6 separate regions of the Mus musculus genome follow, and regions 1, 2, 3, 5 and 6 are each linked to region 4. The links are chromatin loops, found by intact Hi-C in ENCODE. Cell type or tissue: heart. All regions are shown on one strand. Links, peaks and the distances in the headings refer to the core of each region. The heading gives the core; the rest is flanking DNA. Region 1 overlaps Snx1 (sorting nexin 1). Region 2 overlaps Csnk1g1 (casein kinase 1, gamma 1). Region 3 has its middle 13 kb from the start of Oaz2. Region 4 has its middle 18 kb from the start of Pif1. Region 5 holds the start of Zfp609 (zinc finger protein 609). Region 6 overlaps Trip4 (thyroid hormone receptor interactor 4).

Evidence for each region. Peaks named below come from ENCODE experiments on the same cell type or tissue, not always from the same donor. Only the 100,000 strongest peaks of a DNase experiment are listed, where the experiment ranks them.
Region 1: it touches region 4 in a loop (2.1-fold over the local background); 2 of 42 quality-filtered maps call a loop at or near these places.
Region 2: it touches region 4 in a loop (2.7-fold over the local background); 3 of 42 quality-filtered maps call a loop at or near these places.
Region 3: a loop joins it to region 4, with 7 times the contacts of the local background. A loop is called at or near these places in 37 of 42 quality-filtered maps.
Region 5: a loop joins it to region 4, with 4 times the contacts of the local background. A loop is called at or near these places in 4 of 42 quality-filtered maps.
Region 6: a loop joins it to region 4, with 7 times the contacts of the local background. A loop is called at or near these places in 30 of 42 quality-filtered maps.

What each region holds. Positions count from the first base shown.
Region 1 is chr9:66,085,433-66,090,314 of GRCm38, forward strand. It overlaps Snx1 (sorting nexin 1), which reads right to left. Exons shown (of 15, transcript NM_019727.2): 13 at 4,096-4,176; 14 at 3,686-3,757; 15 at 2,695-3,137. The coding sequence ends at 3,087. Among named protein-coding and RNA genes, the nearest start is that of Snx22, 18 kb to the left of the region's middle. In heart, for the core only: a CTCF peak has its summit at 3,189; a DNase peak (open chromatin) is centred at 3,189.
Region 2 is chr9:66,002,017-66,007,060 of GRCm38, forward strand. It overlaps Csnk1g1 (casein kinase 1, gamma 1), which reads left to right. Exons shown (of 14, transcript NM_173185.2): 7 at 31-265. Among named protein-coding and RNA genes, the nearest start is that of Gm22657, 52 kb to the left of the region's middle. In heart, for the core only: a CTCF peak has its summit at 2,565 (motif pointing left); no DNase peak of the experiment used is centred there.
Region 3 is chr9:65,661,430-65,666,473 of GRCm38, forward strand. No RefSeq gene overlaps it. Among named protein-coding and RNA genes, the nearest start is that of Oaz2, 13 kb to the right of the region's middle. In heart, for the core only: a CTCF peak has its summit at 2,949 (motif pointing left); no DNase peak of the experiment used is centred there; H3K27ac peaks cover 587 bases.
Region 4 is chr9:65,602,533-65,607,576 of GRCm38, forward strand. No RefSeq gene overlaps it. Among named protein-coding and RNA genes, the nearest start is that of Pif1, 18 kb to the left of the region's middle. In heart, for the core only: CTCF peaks have their summits at 1,391 (motif pointing right) and 3,086 (motif pointing right); a DNase peak (open chromatin) is centred at 3,159; H3K4me3 peaks cover 308 bases; H3K27ac peaks cover 1,524 bases.
Region 5 is chr9:65,826,985-65,832,028 of GRCm38, forward strand. It overlaps Zfp609 (zinc finger protein 609), which reads right to left and starts at 580. Exons shown (of 10, transcript NM_172536.3): 1 at 482-580. It overlaps Trip4 (thyroid hormone receptor interactor 4), which reads right to left. Exons shown (of 14, transcript NM_001357872.1): 14 at 1,943-5,044. In heart, for the core only: a CTCF peak has its summit at 2,677 (motif pointing left); DNase peaks (open chromatin) are centred at 707, 1,237 and 2,667; H3K4me3 peaks cover 1,477 bases; H3K27ac peaks cover 1,480 bases.
Region 6 is chr9:65,848,199-65,852,198 of GRCm38, forward strand. Trip4 (thyroid hormone receptor interactor 4) reads right to left here. Exons shown (of 14, transcript NM_001357872.1): 12 at 3,169-3,260. Among named protein-coding and RNA genes, the nearest start is that of Zfp609, 23 kb to the left of the region's middle. In heart, for the core only: a CTCF peak has its summit at 2,236 (motif pointing left); a DNase peak (open chromatin) is centred at 213.

The DNA.
Region 1 (4,882 bases), core at 883-4,882, 480 kb after region 4:
TGGGGGGATGGGAGGGTGGGCAGATGGCGATAACCTAAGGGTCATGCCCAGGTAAATGCAGACTTCTCTCCATACCTTTCATCTAAAAGTCTCGAATGTGCCCAGCCAGCTCATTTGGTAGAGTATGAGACTCTTAAAAAGGACAGCCCTCCCTGAGAGCAGCATGGAGTAACCCCTCTTCTCAAAGCTTTCTTTCTCAGCGTTTCCACAGTGAGCATGTGATGGCCCCACCCACCCAGTATTCTTTGTTTGAGACTGGGTCTCACTATGCAGCCCTGGCTGGCCTAAAACTCCATGCAGGGTAGTCTGGAGCCAATGAGATCCTCTGGCTTCTACCCCCTGTGTGCTGGGATTAAAGGCTTGTATTACTATGCCTGGCCGCTTAAGTTTATTTATTTTTATGTGTATGTCCACAGAGGCCAGAAGAGGGCCTTCATTCTTCAAAAATGCCATGGTAATTAAAGACCAAGGCAGGTGGAGGAAGTCTTCCATATTAACAGACTCATGGACTCCACCCAGCATGCAATCATATGGCAGTCTTCGTATAACTCATGATCCTGGACAAAGAAAAAGAATGGCTACAAGGACACTCTTTAGGCAATGGACAACTTTGAGCTATGTATTAAATAACTCTTATACTATTAAACCTTTTAAAAATGTGTGTGTAGGCACCCGTGTATGTGTGTGTGTAGGTGTCTGTGTGTGTGTGTGTGTGTATGTAGGCGTGTGTGCATGTGCGAGCAGGTGGATCCCTGGAGCTGGAGTCACTGGCAGCTGTGGGCTGTCCAGTGCTAGTGCTGGGAACTGAACTTGTGTCTTCCGCTGGAGCAGTCTGTGTTCTTACCACTGAGCTGATTCCCCAGCCCCCGACTTCTTGGTTTTAACAACTTTATTTAAATTGTGATGGGATAGTCTTGTTCTTATGGAACTGCACACTGAAAATTTGGGGTAACTGGTAACATCTGCAACTTACTCTCAAATGATTCAGAAAATACATGTAAATACTACAGATAAAGTGTGTTAGGTATGTTGGTGCACACATGTATCCCAGCACCTGGGAGGCGTAGGCAGGAGGATGAGGAGTTCAAGGCCAGGTTTGACTACATAACAATCTCAAAACCAGTGTGGACTACCAGAGAGCTTGACTCAAAAGCAAACAAACAAACCAGCAAGTGGGGTAAAATCTCAACGCTGGAAATTTTCATTAAAAAATTCAAGTTCTTGGGCTGGCGAGATGGCTCAGCGGGTAAGAGCACTGACTGCTCTTCTGAAGGTCCTGAGTTCAAATCCCAGCAACCACATGGTGGCTCACAACCACCCGTAATGAGATCTGATGCCCTCTTCTGGTGTCTGAAGATAGCTACAGTGTACTTACATATAATAAATAAATCTTTAAAAAGAAAATACAAGTTCTTTGTGAAATTATAATAAGAGTTGTCTGACCCTTCCTCAACCAAGGATCCAGCAGTCAGTGAGTGATGAATCTGAATTATGGTACTCCATAGAAACCTGTCTATTTGTTTTTGTTTGAGACAGGGTCTTACTATGTAGTGTACTAGGATTAAGTGTGTTCTTTTCTACACCCAGTCATGGAAGCCTTAAAAATGACATGGTTACAAAAGGTGTAGAGGGAAAATGCTTGTGACATACATAATACCGAATGACCAAAGCAGGATCCAGAACCCGTTGTGTAATTTTAACTATGTGAAAGTTAGATGGAGAAGGGACCGCCGAGATGAAGTCACAGTGTAGTGGCCCGGGGAGGCAGCTGGGGGCAGACCACCTTTTCTGTCATTCAAATGTTGACAGGACAGGACAGGACAGCTGCAGCTCAGCATTAGCACCTGCTCCCGTGCCAGCATGAGAACAAGAGTCAGAGCTGTTCCCAAGCTAAAGTGCCCACTGGCAAGCAGGACATCCAGGGGCTTCGGTGTGGGGCATCTCTGGACAACTGGGGGCTGGAGAGCAGGATCCCCACAGCAGCATTCTGTCCTTTCCTCTCACCAAGGAGCCTCCTACCCCTCTCTAGCTTGTGCCACTGGGGCTGTAGGCACTGCTAAAGGCAAGCCCAGCAATGGCTGGTCTAAGCACGCCTGGCTTGTGTACATGCACTCGGGCTCTAGGGGACATACTCTCTTTCAGACACACTTTGAAAGGCTTAGGTGCACTGAGATTGCCATCTGGAGGGATAAAGCAGCCAGTCTTTATACAGGAACGGAACAGCTCTTTGGATGAGGTGCCTTCCCTTTGTGTGGTGCTGGGGACTGGACCCACATCCTTCACATGCTAAGCGAGTACATGCCCAGATGCTAATGAGCAACCTCCCTCCAGCCTGAGTCCCTGTTTTGATAGGAAGAAAAGGAGGATTAGAACATGTAATAGGCCAGAGAGCTCTTCAGGCCTAGGGAAGCAGGGGCGAAAGGCTAGGTTAGCCTCTTTTATAGAACAGGCTTTAGAGTCGTAAGTCTGTCTTGACGCTACTTCCTACAGGAGTAGGAACAAGGCTCAGGCAGACTGAGATGCTCTGAGCAGAGAGCTGAGGCAGGTAGTGAAGAAACTCCAGTTGCACAGGAAGGCAGCACAGGCCTTCAGTGCCTGTGGAGGGAAACCTACTAGAGCCAGCAGCTTCTTGGTTAGGAGTCTAGACCTTCCCAACTGCTTTCCAGCAGAGAGCAAAAAGTGCTACCATGCCCAGTCCTGTGACATGATTTTCAAATATTTTATTACATAATCTTTCATGGCACCATCAGGAGTAACAGAAAACGTTATTCCCAGTTCCTAAACCACATCCTGAAAAATATACATTTGTATTTATATATTTATATCAACACTCCACCCCAACCTATAATTCCACCACCTATTGTAGGTCTTTTGCTTAAAGCAGGAAACTATTCTCTTAGGTAAGAAAATATACGTGGAAGCTAAATGAAATGTTGGTTAGAGTAACTGGGAACAGTTTGTCTGTGGGGCAGAGTGGAAGGGCTAAGTCCAGCCAAGGCAGGGGCATCAGTTAGGGTCCATCGAGGAAGAAGGACAGTGTATAAAAAGGCAGCGTCACGAAGGTAGGCTCTGGTGTCCTTGGTCCCTCAGGAGATGGCCTTTGCCTCAGGAAGGAAGGCTTCCCAGTATTTTGCCAGCTGCAAAGAAGTGAGGAGACAGTAAGCAAGTGCCCCACCTAGTGGCAGAGCAGAGCCTGAGCTAGCCCGGGAGGGAGGCAAGTTCAGTGTGGGGCACCACAGCCACCCAAGAGGAAGGTGTGTGGGGCAGATGCAGAAGCCACATTCTTCCTCCTCCCTCTGGACTTAAGGAGGCATCAGTTTCTGTCCCAAGTTCAAAGGCAGTCTCAGTTTACACCTCACAATGGCCCATTGTTCCACAGATTGGTTAGCGCCTCAGAAACCAGAGGGGAAGCCGGTACCACAGGGTGGGCACTCAGGGTAAGGCAGTGAAAGAGGAGATGAAGGTCCCTGAAAATAAACTGTAGACTGAGGGCAGCAGTGGGAGGAGAGACGGCTCACTGGGTAAAGAGGTCAACAGAGTTCCCCTGACTGAGGTGGAGCACGAAAGCCTGTTTTCAGTTATCAACGACAGCAGAGCCTCCCCCATCAGAACCAAAGTCCCATATAGACAGCTGTCATTTGGGGCAGGAAATGAGGGGCCAGAGCTGTGCACATTACATACATACCTGCTGCTGGGAATGTAGGAGTGTCTCCAGGTACTTCATCACGTGGTTTTTGAAATCCTTGGACTTCTCTTTCTGTAAGAGACAGGATTCTACGCTGACCTCCCAGTCAGTGGTTCCTTCCCGTTTTGGGATGGTGGTGTTTACTGCTGACCAAGGCCAAGCACACACTTGGGAAGTAGAGTCAGTAACTTTAACAGTGACAGTTTCTGGCCAAACAGTCTCTGCCAAAGCTCTGCAAGCTTTCTCTGCGGGCAAGGAGAGTGGTGGGGGGGAAAGGACACATAGCAGCTCCTGGCTTTGCTTTGTGTGTCATCGCGTTGGTACAGCAGTAAATGTAAGATAGCCACCATGCCTCAGAAACCAGAGAGCAGATACACAGGTGCACACAGAACACATGGTTTCTAGCTCACCTCAAATCGTGTCACTTCCTTTCGGACAACTGTGGAAATCCTTTCAAAGTCCCTTTCATACTGAGTCACCCGAGATTCCCACTAGGAAGAGGAAAGAGAGGCTCACTTAAGGTCTGGATGGAGCTCAGCAGCACAGTGCTCCAGTGTGAGAGTCTGGGTTTGAGTTCAGTACCACAGATCCAAAGGGCGGGCGTGTGAGGTGCGCAGTGTCATTTAATGTCATGGTGCAATTCTACAGGAGACCTCACTGGGTCCTAACATCTTTCTGCCCCTTTGGGGAGGATGAGATACCTAAGAGTATGGTATGGAACTGCATACCATAGCCCAGCAGGCAACGGGAAACGATGGCCATGTGTCTCTGGCCAAGCTTAGCCTTTGAGAAAACTCTAGCACCATAGCAGACTCTGATTCGGGAACTCAAAGATACAGCACAAGCCACAAAACCCCTTAATTTATGTCTTTCCTAGACAGGCATGTCTGAATCACTTAGGTAGCTTCTCAAAGATTCATGTAAGGAGTTAGAGTCTTAACATTTTTTTTTAACTTTTACTTATTTTATTTATATGAGTACACTGTAGCTGTCTTCAGACACACCAGAAGAGGGCATCAGATCCCATTACAGATGGTTGTAAGCCACCATATGATTGCTGGGAGTTAAACTCAGGACCTCTGGAAGAGCAGTCAGTGCTCTTGACCACTGAGCCATCTCTCCAGCCCAAAGAGCTAGTTACCCCAGGGATTAAGAGCACTGGCTACTCTTCCTGGGGATCCAAGTTCAAATCCCAGC
Region 2 (5,044 bases), core at 453-4,452, 400 kb after region 4:
ATTTCCATTATTATTTTTTCTTTCTTTTAGCTTTCTCGAATGGAGTATGTACACTCAAAGAATCTTATTTACCGAGATGTCAAACCAGAGAACTTCTTGATTGGCCGACAAGGCAATAAGAAAGAGCATGTAATACACATTATAGATTTTGGACTGGCCAAGGAATATGTTGATCCTGAAACCAAAAAACACATACCTTACAGAGAGCACAAAAGTTTGACTGGAACTGCGAGATACATGTCTATCAACACACATCTAGGCAAAGGTGCGTTGAAAGGGGCAGGTTATGTGAGCATCTTCTTCCCATAACACTGACTATGCATTACACTGTGAGTTACAACTTGTACCATCTGCTGCATCATAAGGTAAGTGACATTTTTTGTACTTGAGAGAGTGGAATGGTAAGTTGGTGATGTTCTCATATATCTTAATTCTGTGTTTTCTGATGCTTCGTTCTTCAGCAGTTTAAGAGTTATTGCAAGATGATAGTAGTATTTGCATTAAGTAATGAGACTTGTATTTATTTACTTGTGTATGACTCTGTACACGTAAAAGGAGGAAATCAGGCCAGGCCTGTGTTAATGAAGGGGTTTCACTAAACATGGGTGCTGGGACAGGAGAGATGGCTCACCAGTTAAGAGCACTGGCTGCTCTTCCAGAAGACCAGGTTTGGTTCTCAGCACCCACATGGCAGCTCATAACCAGCTGTAGCGTTAGTTCCAAGGAAGGAATCTGATCTGTTCTGAACTCTTTGGGACCAGGAACACATGTGGTACACAGACATACATGCAGGTAAAACATGATGTGGATAGTATGATTAGCCCAGTAGGTTATCCCTCATGGCAATTATCTTTATTATTCTATAAAGTATGTTTTGAGCATCTACCCTGTATGACAGTAGAGCACTTCCTCGTGTTGGTGTTCTGCGATTGCCACTGGAATTATCTCCAAAGTTAGGCTTCATGAGCCCAAGTGCTCTTCAGGTCAAATCTAATATGCCTTACCATTAGGTTTGTTCTCCATTTCTCTACATATTGTAGCGCGCTCTCTCTCTCTCTCTCCCCCTACCTCTCTCCCCCTCTCTCATGGTGTATGTGTGTGTATCAAGACAGGGTTTCACTATGTAGCCTTGAACTCAGAGATCTGGATACCTCTAACTCTCAAATTCCGCAACTAAAGACATGTGCCCCTGTGTTGATAAAAATTTTTGTAATTGGGTATAGTAGCATACACCTTTAATTTCAGCACTCTAGAGGCATAGGCAAATGGGTCCCCACGTTTGAGACCAACCTCATCTCCATAGCAAGTTTTAGGCCAATTGAGATTACCTAGTGAGACCATGTCTCAAACAAAACATAACTCATAAATGCTATCTCAGGTATCACACACTAGAGAAGTGTCCATGGGAGTTCTAATATTGTTGGCTTTTAAATGTGTAATATTTTTTTAAGTTGTAATGAGGGAGGGAGACCCTGGGAAATATATTGTCAAATAGCTCAGAGAAGTGCTCTTCACTTTGTAATGGAAGTTAGCAAAGGAAAAGGTGTTCTTCCTGGCACTACATCAGATGAGCTACCTCTCATTGATTAAAACATCCCAGCCCAGGTTTAAAACCATTATTTAATGGCTAAAATTAGAGAACACTCTTTCTTTGAGCAAAATACAATTAGCCTAAAATTGGGGTGTTGTGCCTGTAAAGCAAACACATTTTTCTTATAACCTGAAGGGAGCCTCCACCATGTTGAAGACATTTGTGTCTTGTTCATTTCCTAGTAGCGAAACCCTTCTTTGAAAACAACAACAACAACAACAACAAATCCACTGTGAAAAGTGAGGAGGACCTACCTATTGCATTACAGTGCAGACTATCCAAGCAAGTATGGAGACAGCACGTGCTGGTTTTCATTTACATTTTAAGACCTAGCTGCAGACAAACAGAAATGAAGATTTAAGACCTAATAGTTTAATATTGATTATTTTAAATTTTTAGAGCTCAGCCAGGTGGTGGTGCACACCTTTAATCCCAGCACTCGGGAGGCAGAGGCAGGTGGATTTCTGAGTTCCAGGCCAGCCTGGTCTACAGAGTGAGTTCCAGGATAGCCAGGGCTACACAGAGAAACACTGTCCTGAAAAACCAAAAATAAAATAAAATAAAATAAAATAAAATAAAAATAGATAAAAATAAATTTTTAGAGCTCAAAAATGATTTTTCAAATTACCTAAAATGGCCACATTATTTTCACATAAGAAACTGAGGCCCAATGTAGGTGGCTTGGCTGCATTTTCACTTTACTAGATGGTGTTAATATGAGTTAATAGGAACAGTGAGCACAGACCTAGGTCTCACACCTACTTTAGGTGTCATAGTTTCTCTATTCTGTGTCCCAGAGCAATGCTTTTTTTTTTCTCCTCAGGACTTACAGAGCTACATCATTTGTGTGTGTGTGGTGTGTGTGTGTGTGTGTGTGTGTGTGTGTGTGTGTGTGTGTGTGTGAAAATTGTAAATCTGTGGAGAGCTCGCCCTCTAGTGCTCACTTAGCTACAATTGAAGCATTCGCCTAGGGAATTTTTTTATCCTCCCCAGGCTTCCTGTTACGTACAGGAAACAGATATAAAAGCAGAGGTGTGATGCCGTGTGGGAAACTCTCCCACTGTGCTTCCCTGTCTGTCTGCTCACCTCACATGCTCTGCTCCTCTCCTCATTTCCTATGCTCTGTTAACAAACTTTTTGTCTGACTACTTGTTTTCAATCCCATAACATTTTATTGCAAATTTCAGACACCTCACGTAGGCCAAACTGTCTGGAGAGCTTGTGTTTTCTTACATCCTTTTAAACGCTTTTCCCCTCCTTTTATTCTTAGTTTTAATCCAGGACCTGTTCATTCAAGGAAGACCCTTCACAAAATTATGCCCCAGTCATGGGTGTCTCCTTTTTTTTTATTAGAAACTGCCTTTTCAAAACCCTTTTTGTCAGGCATAGTGGCCCATTTCTGTATTCTCAGCATTGTATAAGCAGAAGGCAGGAGGATCACCAGAAGTCCAAGGCTTGCCTGAGTTTCATAGTGAATTCCAGGCTAGCCTGGTCTACCAAATGAGACATCATCCTCAAAAACAAAACAAAAAGTTAAGGAAAATCCCCCTTCTGTCATAGTACTATTTATAAAGTTGCCTTTTCAGACAGGGTCACCCTCAAATGAAGAAGGTGAGCTGGAAGGTGTATGATGTAGGAACTGTTTAGAGGGCAACTATGAAGTAGTAGCAAGGAACAGTGATATGCACAGGTGACAGTAACAGAATGAAAGCTTTTAAGTTGAAACAGTTCATCTACTCTGTAGAGTACTGTTCATTTTTATGTTGTTAAAATATTTCTTGTTTATTTGACGTGTGTGTGTGTGTGTGTGTGTGTGTGTGTAAATCTATATTACTAACCCTCCAACTCCTCCTGGACCTCTTCCAACAATGCTCCTCTCACCTTCATCTTTTCCTTTTCTTCCTCCTCCTCTTCTGAATAACCCACTGAGTCCAGTTAGTGCTGCCTTCAAGAGCATAAGCCAAAATAAACTGACTTCCTCTTCCTCCAGCAACCATCAGTTGTCATTCACTCCTCAGCTGAGCCTCAGGAGCATCCCCCACCCACACTGGAGTTATTGGCTGGCTGCTGTAAGTTGATGAGTGCAGTGGCCATGTCCTGTCCCAAAGACTGTCGTTTATATAGCACTCTTTTCCATCCTCAGCCTTTACGTTCTTCCCACACCTCCTTCTGTGATGCCCTTGAGCTTTTCTGGAGGGTAGAGATAGCCCACTAGGGGAAGCACTCAGCAGTTTGGAGTCTCTCAGAAACTTTTCTGGCAAAAGTGGAGAACAGCACTAATATATGGGTCTAAACATAAATATTTAGTAGGCAGCTTGACGTGTCTTTAAGTAAAAAACAATAGCAGGTTTCCCACTTAGGCCCATTTCCAAAGAGCATGACACTTTGACCAGGTTTACAGTATCACTACTCATTCCTTCTTGTGCAAGTTTCCCATAATTTGAGACAGCAGCTATGCTATGTTGTGCTGTATTTTTAGTCTGTGACTTTCCCAGCCTAGATGACAATCTTGGATTTTACTTTGAGTTCAGAAGATTAGAATCAAGTTGAAAGCGATAACTAAGCAAAGTGGTGGGACGTAGTCCTGTAATACCAACACTTGGGAAGCTGAGGTACAAGGATCATGAGTTTTAGGCCCACCTGTCTTAAATAAGACACATTCAAGGTAGTCTCTTAATTCTCCTTATGTGTATACACACACACACATACACATACATATCCCCGATTCCAGCCAGGGTATCATTTAGTCCAAGCTGGCCATGAACTCACCAAGATCATCTGCCTCTGCCTCTTTAGTGCTAGGGTTAAAGATGTACACCGCCAAGCCCAGCTGTAATCTCTTTTGGAGAAGCTCTAAACTTGGCTAAAACAAAAAGTAAATACAAATCATGCCTGTACTTTGAACACTTGAGAAGTGGAGACAGGATGATCATCCTGAGGTACATAGCGATTTGAGACTGTCTTGTGCTACATTAAAGCCTATCTCTGTAAAACAAGAACAATAAATAATAAATGCCTTGATGAGCCATAACTGGTAAGTTCAAAGTAGATGCATATACTAGTTAGTATTTAGTGTTGACATCCAAAGATCTTGTCAACTATTCCATAGTTACTAACTTATCTTCCTATTTCAAAGGAGAGAAAAGCTAGAAACGTAGTCAAGTTCCAAAGACAGCAACTTGTTTTGTGTATCCAGAGAGGACACTTTTAATGTTAAACCGTTTTTTAGTTTTAAGGTGATTGTGGAATACTTGGTTCAAGTGGGATGTTAACCAAGAAGTGATATATTGTTCTCTGCTGACTTGAAACTAAAGTATTGCCGGGTGGTGGTGGCATACGCCTTTAACCCCAGCACTTGGGAGGCAGAGGCAGTCAGATTTCTGAGTTCAAGACCAGCCTGGTCTACAGAGTAAGTTCCAGGACAGCCAGAACTATACAGAGAAACCCTGTCTC
Region 3 (5,044 bases), core at 590-4,589, 59 kb after region 4:
GCTTGTGGCAGGTGGGCAGGTTACCTGGAACCTAGAGGAAAACTCAGGAGGGGACATACCTGCACTTAATTCCAGGAAAGGAAGGAATTGGCTCTTTCTAGTGGTACCCCTCACTGCTATGTGATCTTGCCATGCAAGCAAGGGCCCTCCCAGCCTGCAGCTCCTTCGAGCATGGAGAAAAAGCTGTGTTTGGTGTTTGACAGTTCCCTCCTGGGGCCAAGTCATGGTCTGACCTACTTCAGCTGTGTCAAGATCCATTGGGTCTTCCCAAGGTGCTGAATTATTTAGTTGGGGCAGTTGGGTCTTCCTGAGAGGGACAGAGAAAGCTATTCCATAATTTAAAGGCCCCATGCCTGTGACTTCAGGGGAGGAGGGGTCTCTTTCACACTTCACTGAGCAGAGCCCAGGCCTTGGTCTGAGAGAGGAAGGGGAGGTGCTGCACCCTTTCCAGCTGGAGCTTTCCTGAGGCAGGGCCTCGGCAGAAAGACCTCGATGGACAGACAGCTGGACTTGGGTTGAGTTCACAAGCAGATCCACCCAAAAATCAAGGAGCTGCCTGGCAGGGGCATGGTAAAGCTGGACTCAGAAGCAACCTCATCCAGAGTGCACGTGCTATGCTGTTCAGGAAAGGCTAGCAGCAGGTGTGTCATGGGTTCTGTCAACCTGACACAAGCAGGATCATCTGGGAAGAGGGAATTGAGAAAAGCCTCTGTCATAGTGGTCTGTAGGCACATCTGGGACGTTTTCTTGACTGACTGATGTGGAAGGGGCCAACACACTAGGCAGTGGTCTTGGACTGTACAAAAAATCAGGCTAAGCACCCCCTTTAGACTCCTGCTTCAGTTCCTATCTCCAGATTGATTCCTGCCTTGGAACTTGTTATGTAGATCAGACTGGCCTCAAGCTCAGGGATTCCCCCTCTCTGTGCCTCCTGAGTGCTGGGATCAAGGTTGTGTGCCACCACCACCTAGCTGGGTTTCAGGATTCAAAAACGGGGTCCTGCATTCCTGTCCTGATGTGAAGTTTATTACAGGTACATATGAGAGGTGTGTCTTGTGATCACCATCAAAGTCCTTTGAAGCAAGAAATGTGTTTTCATCTACTTTTTATAGCTATGGGAACTGAAGGTAAAAGCTCCAACGGGAACTGACAAAAATGGTTCTAGCGGATAAAGCTGTTGGCTACCAAGCCTGACATCCTGAGCTTTCTCTCGGGGTCCACATGGGAGAACCAGTTCCTTCAGCTCGTGCCCAGACCTCCATATGTGCACAGTGCACACATCTTCAGACAGCATATCTTTTCAAAATCCCACAGAGGGAGATGACTCAATAGGCAAAGCACTTGTTTTGCAAGCAAGATGACCAGAGTTCAGATCCCCAGAGCCTGCATAAAAACTGTGGTCTGACTGTAACCCCAGGACTGAGGAGGGAAAAGGGGGATCCCAGGTAAGAGGCCTATCAGGAGGAACTGAACCTGCAAGCTCCAGGTTCAGCAAGAGACCTTGCCTCTTATAGTGCAGAAGACCCGGATTCTTTTCTCATTGTCCATACCAGAAGCTCACAGCTACTTGGAACTCCAGACTCCCCCCTGACTTCTTAGGCACCTACATGCACAAAGTACTCTTTTCTTTTTTGTTTTGTTGTTGTTGTTTTTGAGACAGGGTTTCTCTGTATAGCCCTGGCTGTCCTGGAACTCACTCTGTAGATCAGGCTGGCCTTGAACTCAGAAATCCGCCTGCCTCTGCCTCCGGAGTGCTGGGATTAAAGGCGTGCACCACCATGCCCGGCCACAAAATATTCTTATGTATACATAGGCACACATAATCTTTTTAAAAAAGTTTTGTATGTATTTGTGTTTTAAGGACGTGTTTCTGCAAACCATGTACATGACTGGTTACCTGCAGAAGTCAGAAAGGGTGTCAGGTTCCCTGGAACTCGAGTTGTGAGCCAGCGTGTGGGTGCTATGAATCAAACACAGGTCCTCTACACCAGCCCAGGCAGATAGACAGACAGACACACACACAACTCCAGTGAAGCCTGCACTTGGTGGAAGATGGAGAATAAGGTGTAGTTTCTGTTCCTTAGAATGGCATGTACAACGAGAGACCCAGATGGCTGAGCTGTTCAAGTGAGGAACACCCAGAAATGGGAAGAGTTAGGTGCAGGGTTGTCATTCTCCCTCCTGGTTTCCCAGGACAGGGTCACTTGAATCAGAGACTTCTCTGATGGGTCTGTTTCTATCTAAATTCAGATCCACATTCCTAGAATCTGCAACGTGTTTCCTGGAAATCAGCTCTGCTCAGGGAAGGAAGACTGGAGGAGATACTATTAGAGGGTTATGAGGTGCAAATGGGGAGCCAAGGCCTCTGCTAAGATTTCCTCAGTACTGCACTCTCTCGTGTGTGCTTGCATATACATTGCATACTGATGGCTGCAGTCAGCCCAACCTGGCTTTCAGGCGCTTCAGGACAGGATTTAGCTCTGTTCACTGGAGATGGCAGTACCTTCTTAGGAAACTTCAGGGTGATCCTACTCCAGCTGTTCTTGCCTGTGTTTGTAGGTGTGGTATACTCTGACCCCAGGAAGCTCTATTTAATTTATTAGGGTTTTTGTTGTTATGTTTTGTTTTTTTTTTTTTTTTTTTTGGTCACGGTTTTTGTTTGAGACAGTTTCACATAAGCCCAGGATAACCTTGAATTTGCTATGTAACTGTAGATGACCTTGGCCCCTGACTCTCCTGCATCCTGGTACTAAGCTTGCAGCCATGCCTATCTCTTATCCTCCTCCTGCCTCTATCCTAAGCCCACGTGTCTTTGTTGCATCCTGTCTCTAAGTCTCCAGCCCTTGGTCTTTCCCTGGTGGAGGGAAGGTGAGGTTACTTTGTTCCCTTCACTTTACCTTGAAGGTGATGGCTGAGGCGCCATCTAGACCACGAGGCTGGGGTGCCCTCTTCTGGTGAAAGAGCTCAAAGCCATTTGATTGCTTTCCTTCCAGGACAGACTTGGACTATCTGGACCCCTGCTCCAAAGCTCTCAGTTGAGAAATCACTCACAAACATGGACCACTTCCTGGATATGTGCATGCTTTGCATTCTAGACAGCTACATAAACTACTGATCCTGTGGACACAACTGTGTTAGACCCCACGATATCTGATTCATTCAGCAGTCTCGGCTCACGGGTAGAGGCGCTTCAGCTCTAAGAAGCAGAGAGACATGTCCAAGTCCAAGTGCATTCAGATATACAGAGCTGATAGAAAATCCAGGTGTTGGGGGTTAGAGAGATGGCTCAGTGGTTAAGAGCACTGATTGCTCTTCCAAAGGACCCAGCTTCAATTCTCAGCATCCACATGGCAGCTCACAACTGTCTGTCACTCCAGTTCCAGGGAACCTGACACCTTCACACAGGCATACATGCAGGCAAAACACCAATGTACATAAATTAAAATAAATCATTTAAAATTCAGGTGTCACAGATCGGGTTGGGTGAGATATGTCAGCTTATGCCTGTAATCCCATCACTTGGGATGCAAAAGCATAGGGATCGTTGCAAGTTCAAGGCGACCTGGTTGACATTGTTAGTATCAGGCCATGTGGGTAACATTCTACCTCACTGACGAAATGCCTGGACATCGTTAGTAATGACTGGTCATTTGCCTTCTAACCATAGCTGATATTCCCAGAGTTTATATTTTCTTGTATCTGGTAGACTTTTTGCCTGCCTGAATGACAGAAGTAGACCCCTCTGGTAACTAAAACTTGGAATGTCCCCTGCCAGCCTCCCCAGTGCCACTTTGCATTCTATGCAGTGGCACCTCACAGTGCCACTAGGTGTTGTTAATTTCACCTTTGCAAACATTCCTGGGTTACTGCCTGGGAGAGTCCAGCACACTTGGTAGTATCTGACACATGGCAGCTAACTGGCTACTTCACTTCTGAGACCTTGTTTAGGCAAGCCTTCTCCCATCTGGCCATGTGTCCTCGGGGGAATATGACTTCTCTGAGAGTCCCCACCCAGTGAAAACAGTGGGAACTTTCTGAAGGCACAATGAAATGCCCGAGGCACTAACGTTCATGTTCCTGATGTTTTCGGTGGTGAGCTATGATAGAGGAGCTGTTCTGAGCCAGATGCTGGGTGTCTGGGTGTTTCCCAGGACAGATTTGCGCCACCCTGTTCTTCATGAAGTTCTAGGCTTGGCCAAGAGTTGCACTCACCGGGCCTGTAGGGGCCAGAGAGGGAGGCAGTCCTAACTGGAGGGCAGGACCCATGCTGAGCTGTTCTCAGGCCCTCCTGCTCAGGAGGGTGGGGCCCATGCAGCTTAATATTTTTCTATAGAAAGACAGTCAGAATTTAATGTGAAAATTCCTAATCTGTTGGTAACTAATCAAACAAACAGAAACTAACAAAACAAAAATCCATGAAAGCAAGCTGGCCATATGGCACATGCCTGAATCCCAGTGCTTGGGAAGCAGAGACAGGCGGGTCTTTGAGTTTGAGACCAGCCTGGTCTATAGAACGAGTTCTAGGATAGCCAGGGCTACGCAGAGAAGCCCTGTCTCAAAAAGATAAACACCTGAAAGCCGTTCTGCGGGTTACACTATGCTTGTTGCTCTTTTAGGTTTTAGTCTGTGCAGTGAAGTCTGTGGACAAAGATCTGCCTTCAAGTGCTCAGTCTGTGTGTGACAGCCCCCCGTCCGTCCACAGTAACTGTTCATAGCTGGCAGAGGGCCATTCGCAAAGGCTGCTTTATCTAGGCATCTCACCTTTACCCGCTGGATGGCCACCAGGGGGCAGAGGCAGAATGCTGGATACGATTTGTTATTTATAGTGTGTGTATATTTGCTTTGTGTCCTGTTTTTTAGAGACTGGGGTGGGGTAGTTGAGATAGGATTTCACAAGGCTCAGGTCATCCTTGAACTCTCTGTGTAACTGAGCATGACCTTGAACTCCTGATCCCCTTGCCTTCCTATCAGTGCTAAGACTGGAGGCCTGTACCACAGTGCCCTTTAAAGAATTGTACTATTGGACCAGGCTTGATGGCACACA
Region 4 (5,044 bases), core at 600-4,599:
TGGGGAAAGGAGGAGAGCAAGCAAAAAGAACACAAAGGCCAACACATCCCCAGTGTTCCTCTTACCCGATGATGACGGGAAATACCTGTCCATCTGGCAAGATCATCCTTTTTTTTTTTTCCCCATAAATATTGATCAGTCATCCCTCATGTGTTAGGTGCTGGGCTCTGCACTGTAGATCCCATAGTACACAAGACTCACATGGCCCACTTCAGGGTGCTGAAGGAGATCTACTACAAATGGGACAAATTGGAAGACTATGACCTAGAAACTATGACAATGGTACATAACCAGAAAAGGAGTTCAGGGCCCTCTAGGTGAACAGAACTGATAGAATGTGAATGTATATGTATATGCATATGCATATGTATATGTATATAGAGTATTTATGCCAGGCATAGTGGCGCACGCCTTTGATCCCAGCACTTGGGAGGCAGAGACAGGCGGATTTCTGAGTTCGAGGCCAGCCTGGTCTACAGAGTGAGTTTCAGGACAGCCAGAGCTATACAGGGAAACCGTGTCTTGAAAAAAAAAAAAAAAGTACTTATTAGAATGGCTTACAGGCTGGGGTTCAGCTAGTCCAACCATAACTGTCTACCAATAGAAGGCCCAATAATCCTGTAGTTGTTTGTTGTATGAGTTGGAGGCCTTGGCAGCTTTCTAGTATCTGCTAGAATCTTGAAGAAGTAGTCTCTAATGCTAGTGAAGGCATGGGCTTGTCAGAAAGAACGCAAAGACGTTTCCTTCTTCCGCATCCTTTATAAAGGCTGCCAGAAGGAGGTACGGCCCACATTAAAGGTGGATCTTAACTACCTTAAAAGATCCAGGTTAAAAGTGAGTCTCCCACTTCAAATAATCAAATTTAAGAAGGAAAAAAAAATCTGTCATAGGTGTACCCAGACACTTGGGTTCTAGTTAATTCCTGATGGAGTCAAGTTGAAAACCAAGAGTTGTTATCACAGATGGTCACGGAGAGGGGCTCTGAGAAGGGGACATTTGAGCCAGGACTAGAAGCAGAGCTGAAGGGGGCCCGGCAGGGGGAGCCTGTGTTCTGGACGCCCTCTCTGGCCTGGACTTGTTTCTAGACTGAACAGTCCAAACTAGCCCCTCCAGCCTTGGCTCAAGCACTTTTCCCCACTTAGGCTTTCTAAGCAGAATGGTCTATTCCTGAGTCTGAGCACACGCACTGGGCTGTCCTCAACCACAGGACTGTTTCCTGCATCGGAAAGTCTCTCAGGATAGGTCTCTCAGGATAGTGGTGGAACACTGGCCTCTCCAAAGCACAAAGCTACTGTAGACTATGGAGTGGGGCAGGCAACAGCAGGGGATGAAGGAAAGAGAGGATGCAGTCGGGGCCTACATTGTTAAAGAATGCTGTTGCCTCTAGGGGGCACTCTCCTACCTGTCTCCATCCTACTAATGGATTTCCCAGTCCCACTTTCCAATAGGAGGGCTGCACAAAGTCAGGTGGATGAGAGTAAATCATTTTTTAAAAAGATTTGTTTATTTTACATATGTGAGTACAATGTGCTGTCTTCACACACCAGAAGAGGGCATCGGATCCCATCGCAGATGCTCGTGAGCCACCATGTGGTTGCTGGGAATTGAACTCCAGACCTCTGGAAGAGCAGTCAGTGCTCCTAACCACTGAGCCATCTCTCCACCCCAACCCACCCCATCCCTTGAACTTCCGATCCTCCTGCATTCTCCTTTGGAGTGGTGGGATTACAGGGTACATCACTATGCTGAGCTTATGCCGTCTGGAATGGAACACTGGGTCTCTGGAACGCTAGCTAAGTTACGTGCCTAGCCGGGTGACGGTCTGCTTTCAAGCAGGCCTGTCCTTAAGAGGATGGCATGAAAACTCACCAGGTGAGTCAGTCAGGAAGCAGGCAGGAGATAGGCTTGCCACAGTGCCTGACACTTCTCAAAAGTGCCTCTGGCAGAGAGGGAGCCCTAGTTTTGGCTGCTTGTTCCCTTGCCTCAGTGACCCCTGGGATCTCCATCTGAGGTGGCTAATAGTTTAATAAATCGCCTCAGGATGAGGCTGATCTCCTGGTCCCAAGAGACCTGGCTGAGGTACTTTTGTATTTCCACAGCTCTCAGCACAACCATTTTAAAAAGTGGACACTCGGGCTGGAGAGAGGGCTCAGTGGTTAAGAGCACTGACTGCTCTTCCAGAGGTCCTGAGTTCAATTCTTTTTTTTTTTTTTAAGATTTATTTATTTATTTATTTATATGTAAGTACACTGTAGCTATCCTCAGATACCCCAGAAGAGGGCATCAGATTTTGTTACGGATGGTTGTGAACCACCATGTGGTTGCTGGGATTTGAACTTGGGACCTTCAGAAGAGCAGTTGGCGCTCTTAACCACTGAGCCATCTCACCAGCCCCCTGAGTTCAATTCTTAACAACCATATGGTGGCCCAAAACCATCTGTGATGGGGATCCAATGCCATCTTTTGGTGTGTCCGAAGACAGTGACAGTATACTAATATACATAAAATAAATAAATCTTTAAAAAAAAACAAAAAACAAAAAAAAATGTGGCCACTTTAAAGAAAAAAGTGGACACTCTAGCCAGGCATGGCTTTAATCCTAGCACTTGGGAGGCAGAGGCAGAGGCAGATGGATCTCTGAGTTTGGGGTTAACCTGGTCTACAGAGTTAAGTTCTAGGGTAGATAGGGCTATACGGAGAAACCCAGTCTCAAAAAATAAAACCAAAAAGACAAAAACCAAAAAACCCAAACAACAAAAAATGACCAGATGCTGGTGACACACACCTTTAATCTCAACACTCAGGAGGCAGAGCCAGGTGGATCTCTGTGAGTTCTAGACCAGCCTCTGTACAAAGCAAGTTTCAGGGACAGCCAGGGCAGTTACAGAGAAACGTATCTCAAAAATAAAATAACATAAAATAACAACACCAACCAATCAATCAATCAATAAAGAAGACACTCTGAACATTTCATGGACTATGCGAGTATAATCCCATCTCCTGCCTGGGTGGGGTGGTCAGCTATTTAGGACGCTATGCCTTGTAAGACCCTGGTATATCTTACCCATCCCTACTGGCTACTCCAAGCACGTAGACCACTAGAGGGCACCAAAGAATCAAGTTTTCCCTGGAGCCTGCAAATCCTTTTGTCCCGAAGTCTCCAGCCTGAGTGGGGCACACCCTCACCTCAGGAGCTGGGGGCGGAGTCGGTGTTGAGCTAGAAGGGGTTTTGCTGTTATTCAGAAGCCTCCACTGGGTGTGTGCACAGGAGCTCATGTTTAGGGTTCTTTAACCCCCACCCCTTGTTCTTTTTCTGGGGGGAGGGTGGGACTACTGTTTCTACTTTATGGAGAAAGCGCCCTGGTGTATGAACAGCTAGGTACCTGGTCAAGGCTGCGGTTGGTAACCGGGTCTAACATAAGCCCCAGTTACAGGGTTCACAAAGGCTGATTCCTGTGTTTTAAGCACTGGCTCTCCCTTTTTTTTTTTTTTCAACTGTGACTTCAGAGGTTCAGCTTAAGTCCTCTGAACCCTGTTTTGATCATCTGTTGATCAGCCAGTCAACAGAATCAGAAAGACTGGGCCTGGAGACACAGCCTTAGAGTGCACCGCCTTTAACTTCAGCATTTTGGAAGTAGAGTCAGATAAGTCTCTGGAAGTTCAAGGCCAGCCTTGAACTTATCTCAGTTAAACAAATTAAATTCCCGAAAGGCACCGGGTGGGGGTGGGGGGTGTCAAACTGGGGCTAGCAAGAGGGAAACCCCCCAGATTGGTTCTTATTACCTAAAGACGCTACTTCCTACCTTATATACCTACGCTTCCCTCCTCAAACAGGGGCTAGCTGCGCATGTGCTGCTGTACAGACCAGCCCACCTTTCGCTCCTCAGCCCCTTGGCCTCAGCTCCCTCCCTTTGCCTTTCAGCATCCCTGCAGATGTCTGCCACATCCCCAGGTGGCCCTTCACTTTTTTCCTCACTGGTGTTGGGTTCAGGAAGCAGAGAACCAGCTCACCTGGGGAGATTCAGAGTGAGGCAAGCATCCAGTTACTTACAAGCCGGGGCAGGGAGAACAGACAGGGGCAGGCAGCCCAAGGTCAGGACCAAAGCTCTAGGAACCAGTGTCAGGGAGTCATAGCACTGTCTGCTTTGCCCTCTATACTTTTTCCACCCCTGGGGTTTAAAGATCATGCCATCGGCTGGAACTGTGGGGTTGTGCTCGGTATAAAAAGGCTGTTCTGGCCCTGGAGAAGCCCTGCTCTCTCCTCCACCAGAGCTGCCTCCTCCCACCCCTCATCCTCGGCCCTGGCACAACACTCCATGCCTATTTAAGGCAAATCTCCTGATCTTTTAAATAACATTCGGCTCCTTGTGAAGCAGGCAGGCAAGGCCAGAGCTTAGGAAAAGGGGGTGGAGCACTAACCTCTCAGAGGATGGGGTGGGGCAGAGCAGGATTGGGGAGGTGCAGATGTGAATCTCTCTCTTCCATAGGGTGTCTTGGGAAGATCTGAGTCCATCACTTCCAGCATTTCATTTGGTTCTCAGGATTGGCTCAAATCCTGGAGGGAGGCCCTCCCAGAATGCTACAGTGTGGCCCTAGCTGGGGTCCAGGTGGGAAGAGGTAGGATTCTGGATGCAGGACAGATGTATACATAGCTAGCCCTGGGTGAAGGGACACAACTAGAGTGGCCAGCAGGGAAAGTGGGGGAGTCTGCAGGAGGACTGACCACTAACTGATCCCACTGACAGCCCAGTTTATGAAAGACAACTGCTATTTGATTCTGTAACTCAAGGCTCAGAGAGTCCAAGAGGCCTGCCAAGGACAACACAGCTAGTGAACACAGGGATTAATGTTTCTTCCCTGCCCTGACAGGTTTCTTTTGCTTGGGGTACATGACAGTAGTCCGGATCCCAGGCCAGGCACCATTTAAAGCCCACTGACATTCCGTGTTTGTCTTTCTATCTCCTTGTGTCCCCACCCCCCCTCCCCAGATCACCATTCCTCTTGCCTGTATCTCTGCCCTGGGCTTCCTGGATTCCTTCTTTCC
Region 5 (5,044 bases), core at 559-4,558, 220 kb after region 4:
AAAATGTGACCTAAGACTGGAAAGGCGCACACACCCACAACCTACTGCCTGCACGCTCCCAGCCACCTTGCTCTCCTTTCCCGGGTCGCGCACACGTCCTGCTTTCAACCCTCCGCTCCCGACGCTCCCCTGAGTCCCTAACGAGCCCCAGTCGCCCCGGGGCTCCCTCGGCAGAGCCTCCGAAAACTCTCTGGCCTGCCCCTACCACCTGGCCAAATCAGAGACTATCCCGGGCACCGCCACCCTCAGCCCGAACCGCCCGGGCCATGCTTTGAACTTCACCTCAGGCCCCCTCCCCCACCCACGCAACGACCCCGCTTTCCCCGCACACACCTTCCCCTCGCTCCGCCCCGGCCCCCCCAACCCCCACTTCCTCCGCCGGGCGCCGCTGCTCCGGCGCCCTCCGCGCCCCTCGGCGCCGGGCCTCCCCCAGAGTCGCCTCCCCCTCCCAGCCCCGGCTCCACACAAAGCTTAGACTCACCGCGCGGCCGGTCCCGGGAGCCGCCACCTCCGCCCGCCCGGGGCCCCGGGCCGCAGAGCCACCACTGCTACGCGTCCCGGGCCGCCATCTGGGCCGCGGCCCCTCCCCCTCCCCGCCCCGGCTCTCCGCCCCTCCCCGCGCCGCTCCGCCCCGCCTGGCCGGGGCCGCTGTGTCCGGGGCTGCGGGTCCCTCAGCTGCCGCCGCCGCCGCCGCCGCCGCCGCCACCGCCGCCGCCGCCGCCGCGATCCGGGACAACCAGGGCAGCCTGGAAGACCTGGACACTGGATTCTCGTGCTCTCGGATCCGGATTCCGTGCGCTATGGAGTCTGGAGCGGGCGAGTGCACGAGGAAACCCGGAACCTGGATGCAGGAGCTAAGTCCTGGGTCTCTAAATGCGCGGTAGCTGCGAGCCCTGAGAAAAGAATGCTGGAAAACCTGGCGGGCGGGTCGAAACTAAGATAAGCTCAGAAGACCGGGCTGGACAGTTTGAACCCAATGCTCTCTCCTCGTGCAGATTCCTGGCTGGATAAGACTTCTCACCGAAAAGTCTCTGGAGAAGCGTTAGCTCTTAAATACAGATGTTTTCTATCGTGGAAAGAGGAAAGATCATGGGATCTGAACATGAACCTTTCTACAAAGAACAGAAGACAAGTGCACAGCTCTTAACTGTCTCATCCATTTTGCCGCTTAGTTCGGCAAACTATTTTAAGTAAAGAATTTAGGGTGGGGGTTGGGGGGGACAGGACACGTGTCGTGGCGCACGTTTGCAGGTCAGCCGACAATTTGCAGGAGTCGTTCCCTCCACCATTTGGTTTTAGGGATCAAACTTAGATCCTTAGGCTTAGCAGCGCGCATCTTTACCCACTGAGCCATCTCACTGGCCCTCAAACTCCTTTTTTATTCAATGTCTTCAGTTTTTCTTTGATTATCGTTTGTTTTCCTCTAGAGTACCTGTGTCCCTTTCCACCTCAACATCCAGTATCACTAAATCTTACTGCTTTTTAACCTTGAGCCCGTTTCTGCACTCCATCTCACCATTCTGTCACTATAGATTGTGACTTTTAAATCTGTTACCTATCTTAAGGTTGCCCAGCACACCATCTACACAGCAGACATTCTGTTCTTGTGAAATTGAGCCCTCCCACCAGTTGCTTACGAAACTGCTTCATGACCTAAGACTTCCACCTCCTACCATAGCAAACCAATGTTTATCCAATTCTCAAGAACCCCCATCATGCCCTTCCTGTGTCTGAGACCATTTTATTCAGCTATGCAGTTACCTTTATTCTCTTATCCTAAGGGCACTCTTCACTGGTGCCATTCACAGTAGCATGTGACTTAGAGATCGAGTGAGTCATAACTTTGCTATCTTCACAGAAAGAAAAGGAGGGTGGGAGAGCTGACAGCTTAAAGATGAACGCTAAGCCCAAGCCCATCTAGTCTAGGAAAAAGTAATTCCCTCTTGGTCCATAGATAGTTTTATTGGATAGTAAAGGGACAGAACTGATGACTCAGAGTGGCGGCCAACTTACCAATCTATACTCTATATTACAAAATGAGGGCTTAAACAGAAAGGAAAAACAGGGTTTAGTGTTCCATATCTCTGTGATTTAATGAAGGGTTAAACATTGTAGCACTAGACTAAAACAGTTAGGGGACAAGGAAACAGTTCTACTTAGCTTTTAATCACAGTTAGCTGACTCTGACTAAAGACAAGGATCTAATGTATAAGACAGTAAGAGAATCTCAAGTTTTGACTTCTTGTATCTCGAGAGCAAGAATTGGCAAACTAGTAGCCCAAAGAACAAATCAGATTCACTACCACGTTTTGGTAAATCCTGTAAGTTAAAAACTAATTTTTACATTTTAACAATATTTAAATAAAAGAAGATATTTTACAACACAAAAGTTATAAGAATCTGGTGTGGTGGTACAGACTCCAGCACTTGGGAGCTTGACGCTAGAGATCTAAAACTTAAGGCTAGGCCTGGGCTTGAACTGGGTTACACAGACTGTCTCAAAAAAGTGTCTACAAACAGTTTCCCTGGCTGTAGCCAAGCTTTCTTGCTCACATTATCTATGGGTGTATTTGCAGTACCACAGCACAGCTGAATGGTTTATAAAACCAAAGCCATTTGCTGTCTGACCCTTATGGAATTGGAATGACTTTGCTAACCCCTGCCCCCTGCTGTTCAGAAGTCTCTAGCCACATATGAGCTACTAGGGCACTCAAGGTAGGATGACTGAAGAACTGAGTCTTTACTTAAATTTTAATTCTTTTTTTTTTTTTTTTTTTTTTTTTTTTTTTTTGGTTTTTCGAGACAGGGTTTTTCTGTATAGCCCTGGCTGTCCTGGAACTCACTTTGTAGACCAGGCTGGCCTTGAACTCAGAAATCCGCCTGCCTCTGCCTCTCGAGTGCTGGGATTAAAGGCGTGCGCCACCACGCCCGGCTTTTTAAATATTAATTCATATTTAAACAGCATGTGGCCAGTGGTTACCATATTAGGCAGCACTACCCTAGAGATCCACCTGCTTCTGCCTCCCAAATGCTAGGACTAAAGGCATACAACCACCATGCCTGACTAGACTCTTCTGAAGTCTTACGCAGTGATGTGCTTTTCTCTTCATGCCCAGGTCTTCTTTTCTGACACATCTGTGGATTTAGGCACCTCCCCCACCACCCCACCCCACCCCTGCACCCTCCTTTTTCCCTGACTCCAATCTCTGGTATTTTTTTACTGGGATTTCTTTCTGGGTTTTCCCATTTTCACAACTGAAATTCAACATCTGATCAATTTACATTTCATCTCCTGAATGAAGCCACATTGTATTCACACATGCAAATGGACGTTTATCCAAGTTCATTGTGACGTAGGATGGTACTGTTCTTTTTCCTCTACAGGCGAAAAGTAGAAAAGCTCTCTGCAGGCTGCATGGATCCCTTGTTGCTGTTGGAGCCTTCCATGTGGATCACCTCCTCCCAAACACATTCACAGACACTGAGAATAGCAGATGTGTGCTTGCTATTTGAATCGCAAGGAAGAAAATATCCTTTCTCTCTGGATTGCCTTCCCTCCTCCCAGCCTAACAAACTGAAGTTAGCTGATTTCTCTAGTTTAGTAGCTGAGCTGGTCAAGTGAACAGCCCCATGCCATCTAATCTTGGCTAGGCCCCACACAACATTAAACAAATCTTCTAAATTAAATGGCCACCACATGAATGGGTTATAGGAGAGACAGTAATTAAAATGGAAAAAAATTAAATGTCATAATCATATAAGTCCATAGCTATACTTATTTGTAAAACTAATCTCTGTAGTGTCTCACATTTACATGCTAGGGGGAAAATAGGTTTACACTAAAATTTCAGTTTAAAAAGAAAAGATAGGACACTTAGTTCTTTATTATCTTAGTTCTGTATTAGCTAAAGAAGCAACAAAAACCCAAATTCTTTTTATGTTCTCCTTTGTGATAGGGACTTACTATATAAGAGATAGTAAGAGATCAGCCTCCCCAGTGCTGGGATTAAGGTGTATACTATCACATCTGGCCAAATTCTTAATCTATTCTAAACACTTCACTAAAGATAAGGTCTCATCAACGCTGACAAAGCCCATAGTTTCCATCATTCCCTACTGTGAGCTCATACAAAGGAAACTGAGTCTTGTCTGGGAAAAACAAAAAGAAAAAGCCAATTCCTTTACTGTATGAATTAATGGCATCTTAATTCAGTCATTCAAAAGGGAACACAGAAGCTACAACAAAAAGGCATCTCGGAAATTCAGAACTTTCTTAGGCGAAACTGCCCCAGAGTAACAGGGTCAGAGTGAAGTGTCATAATACACTAACAAGCTATTCTTGGACAAGCTTGAACTCAGGCTACTAAGAATTTCCATCTGACTTTAAAGTATACTATTCATCAGTGAGCAACTGAGGGCCATCTACCCGCAAACTTCTCCCACACTTCCTCCCTTGTGTCTCAGCAAACAGAAGAGAGACCTTATACTACCACTGCCATGTAAACCAAAGACAGACTTTCCCAGCCTAACCATGAAAAGGAGAAGTTTCCGAGTAGCTCTGCCATTTATTTATGTGGTTCTGGCTGTGTGTTTGAGAAGCTGAGGTGGGTTCTTAGAAACTTGCAAAGCTCGGGCAGATGAGCTCATCTGTTGACATTCCTGACTTTTTTCTTTTAAGGTGTGCATTCAAATTACCCACATAGAAAAAACAATCCATACTCTTCTGTGTAAAGGCTGTCTTCAAATAAAAGAACAGAGAACTTCCAACCCCTTCTTTTCTCTTCCCATCCTACCTTTCAATTTTATTGTGATATTAAGAAAGCCAGACAATTTCAGCATGGAATTCAAGGTGCTACTACTTGGTAAACTATTAACTACATAGTAAACACAGTTTTGCTTTCAACAATGGTAAGGTTTCCAAGAGGTCAAAAAGACATCTCTCACAATAATAAATGCCACTAACTGTCCTCTTCCACTTTATACACAGAGGTCCAACAGAACACGAGAGAGAATACTGCATGTGTACATCACTGGAACAAGAATC
Region 6 (4,000 bases), core at 1-4,000, 250 kb after region 4:
CACCAACTCAAAGCCAAGACTGAAAACTTGTTAGGTCTGGAGAACTGCTCACAACCACAGCTGCTAATGGTTATGGATTTGGCAATCAAAATGTCTTTGTTAAAAAAAGTTTTAACTGCCTTGCTATTGAGGTTACAAACCACAGCCTTGATGCATTGTTGCAGTCAACATCCTCCCTGCTGCTCTGGAGCTCTTACATCTGCTGCTGGCAGATAAAATGCTGGCAAACAGCAGGGGCTCCTTCCAGGGGAATACAGGAGAAGGAGAAGCTCAGAAAGGATGGCTCTCATCTACCTAGCTCCCCTCAGCATGCAGCCCTTTCTCTGCACTTCTTCCCTGTCTAGGTTCATCCCCTGACATTAGTCAGAGGAGGGTTGAGGGTCTAGTGGGATTTTTTTTTTTTTCTGGCAGAAATTAGACATGCGGCTAAACTGGCTTTAAAGGATAAAAGGAAGACAAGTTCTTACGCCTGTTCAGCACATACTTTTCAAAGGACACTTAACAATGTCATGAACTTGATTTTACTTTTTTGGGGGGTGGGGGAGCGTTTACAAGACAAGGTTTCTCTGTGTACCCCTAGCTGTCCTGGAACTTGATCTGTAGAGCAGGCTGGTCTCAAACTCAGAGATCCACCCGCCTTGGTGTCTCAAGTACTGGGATTAAACGTGCGTACCTTCACTGCATGGTGATTATTATAACTATGGAATAAATCCTTTTGTTCTTATTCTTTTAAATATTTATTCAGGTATTTTATGTGTTGTGTGTGCTCTGCATTGTATGCCTGCATGCCAGAAAAGGGTATCAGATCCTATTACAGATGGTTGTGAGCCACCATGTGGGTGCTGGAACTTGAACTCAGGGTCTCTGAAAGAGCAGCCAGCGCTCTTAACCACTGAGCCATCTCTCCAGCCCTCTGCTCTTAAAGAGAACTAACTGGTCAATCTAGTACATTTTAATTTATTAAAGACAGGGCAAGAATGTGAGGTCAGAAATAAATTACCCAGTTTCTTTGGGGAAGGAAAATGTTAGCAACAACAGAATGCTGAAGGAGAATGTGGTCCAAGTCACATAGGAAATTAGTGTCAGCTAAAAAAAAGGGTTGGTAGCTCCATGGTTTTTCAAGGAAAATGAACTTCAGCTAGTTGATAAGAATAGATACTGAAGATATGGGGCAGACACTGTTTCCTGGATGGTTCTTTCTCAATAAACTGAACTTACAAAGGATAAAGGAAAGCCTGGCATGTACATTCTAAATTGTGCATGCCAGGGCTACAGGTCTGTAGTATGTAAACAGGCAGTGGATGTGTGTAGAAGGGGAGAGGGAAGTAACTCAGTGGTAGAACATTTGCACAAAGTCCTGGGTTTGATTACTAATACGTTTCAGGGAGAAAAATGTTTAGGAACACTGTACCCTATTATCTGTTTCTTGGAGAGCCTTAATTGATACTTGCATATTAAAGGCTCTGATAAACTCTATGGAAAACAAATCTGTTTAACCCAAAGATGTCTCCCAGATGTGCACTAACTTTAGGGAACACCTACATGAAGTACTTTGTGAAATCCTAGGGATAGGAAGTTTTCCCCCCAATACCAAGAATTAGGCTAGGAGGGGTAGAGCACTTGCCAAGAATGAGCAAGGCCCCAGGTTTAGTCAACAGTACCATGTAGTGAGAATTTTGATTTCTTTAAAAAAAAAAAAAAAGTTTTCATTTTAACCCCAGGTGCAGGATATGAGCTGCTTCAGCCTGTCCACAGCAGCCTGTCCACAGCAGCCTGTCCACAGAGCTGACTATGTTTTGCCTCGGGCTCTAGCAAGAGTGTGATTTCACTAGCTATAGATAGTTTCTGCAATTGTTTCAGGACAGCCAGAGCTACATAGTAAGATCTTGTCTTGAAAAAGAAAGAAAGCCCAAGATATTTAGGAGACTGGGAGAGCTCTGTGTTGGAGAGTCTGATTAGAATGCAGGGAGCCCAGGGTTTATTCAGCACAGCAAGGGAAATGTCCAGACAAACAAATTTACTGAGCAAAAATAAGTTGCATGCACAGAAGTAGAAGCCCTAGTGCTTAAATTAACTGCTCAAAGAAAAGGAAAACAATACTGTCTATAAGACTTTTTCTGCTTTAAGGACGAATTTGGCTGTTTTGGAATTCCTGCCTGTCTGAGCCCAAACATACTCTACATTTGAGGCATTTGCTAATGAAATTAAAGTTCTTTAGTGCCCTCTACTGTTTAAAAGTATGTTTTGAATCATGTCAATTTAATGTTTAGCACTTTAAAAAAATGTTTATTTATATATATATGTTCATTTATACACACATACCTTCCAACATGGCTCAAATCAAACTAAGTTCACACATACTGTCTATTGAGTTCAATGGTCTGGAAGAAATGCTTCAGAATAAGCCAAAACGGAGAGAGTATCCATGCCCAATACCCAATCAAAATAATATTTTAGGGTCTCTTCATTTCAAAAAGGAAATATATTTGTTTTGCTTTTTGTTTTGTTTTGTTTTGTTTGAGAAAGGGCCTCACTAGTAGCCCTGGCTGATCTGGAACTTACTATGAAGAACAGGCTGGCCTCTAACTGACAGAAATCTACCTGCCTCTGCCTCCAGGTATGTACCATCAGGCCCAACCTAAAAGAACTTACACTTCCTTTCCTGGACTTCAATGGCAGCTTTTTTCCCCAGAAATGGATATGTGTTGCTTCTCTATACACTGGAAGCCAAGCCATCTCTAAGTACTTCTGTTTCTGACCTAATCCTATTCTTTCTCGATTTTACATGTGTTAAAATATTTCCCTGGAGCGGGGGTTGAGGGTGGGGGGATGGTGGGGTGGTGGTTACATGCCTGAAATCTCAGCACTCAAGAGTCAGAGACAAGAGGATAATCAAGAACCCAAGAGCTGTACATACGTTCCAGTTCAGTCTGGGGCATGGCTGAAATCAAAACACTGCAGGGTTCAGTACAACACTCTCCCCTGGAAGGCAGAGGACGTAGGGTTTTAAATCTGAAGCCAGCCTGAGTTATGCCGGGGGGAGGGTGTGTGTCAGTCCTTTCTTCTCATGTTTAAATTACTAGAACCTTACTGTCTTCAGTCTGTTAAGAGGATCTAGAGCCTGTTAAAACAGCCAGCATCTGCCCACAAGAAGAACTCAATACTCACCTGCTCCTGAAATTGTTTCTGGGACAAGCAATCAATAAGGTCCACACAGCCCAGAAGACAACCCGACGGATAGTCATTTGGAAACTCCACATCTAAACAGAAAACAACAAAAGGACTGGATAAATCTCTTCTCTGTGACCCTGAAACTCAGGAATCTGCTTTCAATTCTGAACACGTAACATTTTCCATCATCTATTTGTAGAACCAAAGGAAACCAGGGAAGTTTTTATATGGCACAAATGCTTGTATTTTAATGAGAACCTAACAAATGACTAGCTTAGTTTACTATCCACATGCTAAACTTGGTAGCTTTTACTATTAAAACAAAAACCAAAAAACCGTTCATTTACCATCAGGTTCAAGGAATCTACAAGTTAATTCTGAACAAATTAATTCTAATGTTCTCACAACTGGATCAGATTAGAATCTGGTGGTGTGATGGTTAGCTTTAACTCTCAACACAACCTACAATCATGGAGGAAGAGTCTCAATGAGAAAGAGATCTTCAACATCAGGTTGGCCTGTGGGAATGTGTGGTGTGGTGTGGGGTGGGTGGTTCATAAACTAACTGATGTAGGAAGCCCCAGCCCACTGCAAGCAGCTCTGTTCTAAAAAGAGTGCTGAGGTGTGTGAGAGTGGAGATGAGGGACAGGCCGTGGAGCGTGGTTATGTGTTCCTGACTGGATGTGATGACTGACAGGAGCACTTACTTCAAGTTCCTGCCACTGTGACTTCCCTGAAGCAATGGACTGAAACCTGGAACTGTGAGCTAAAGCAAACTCTCTCCTCTAAGTTGAGTTAGGTTAGTGAATTTTATCATAGCCAAAGAATA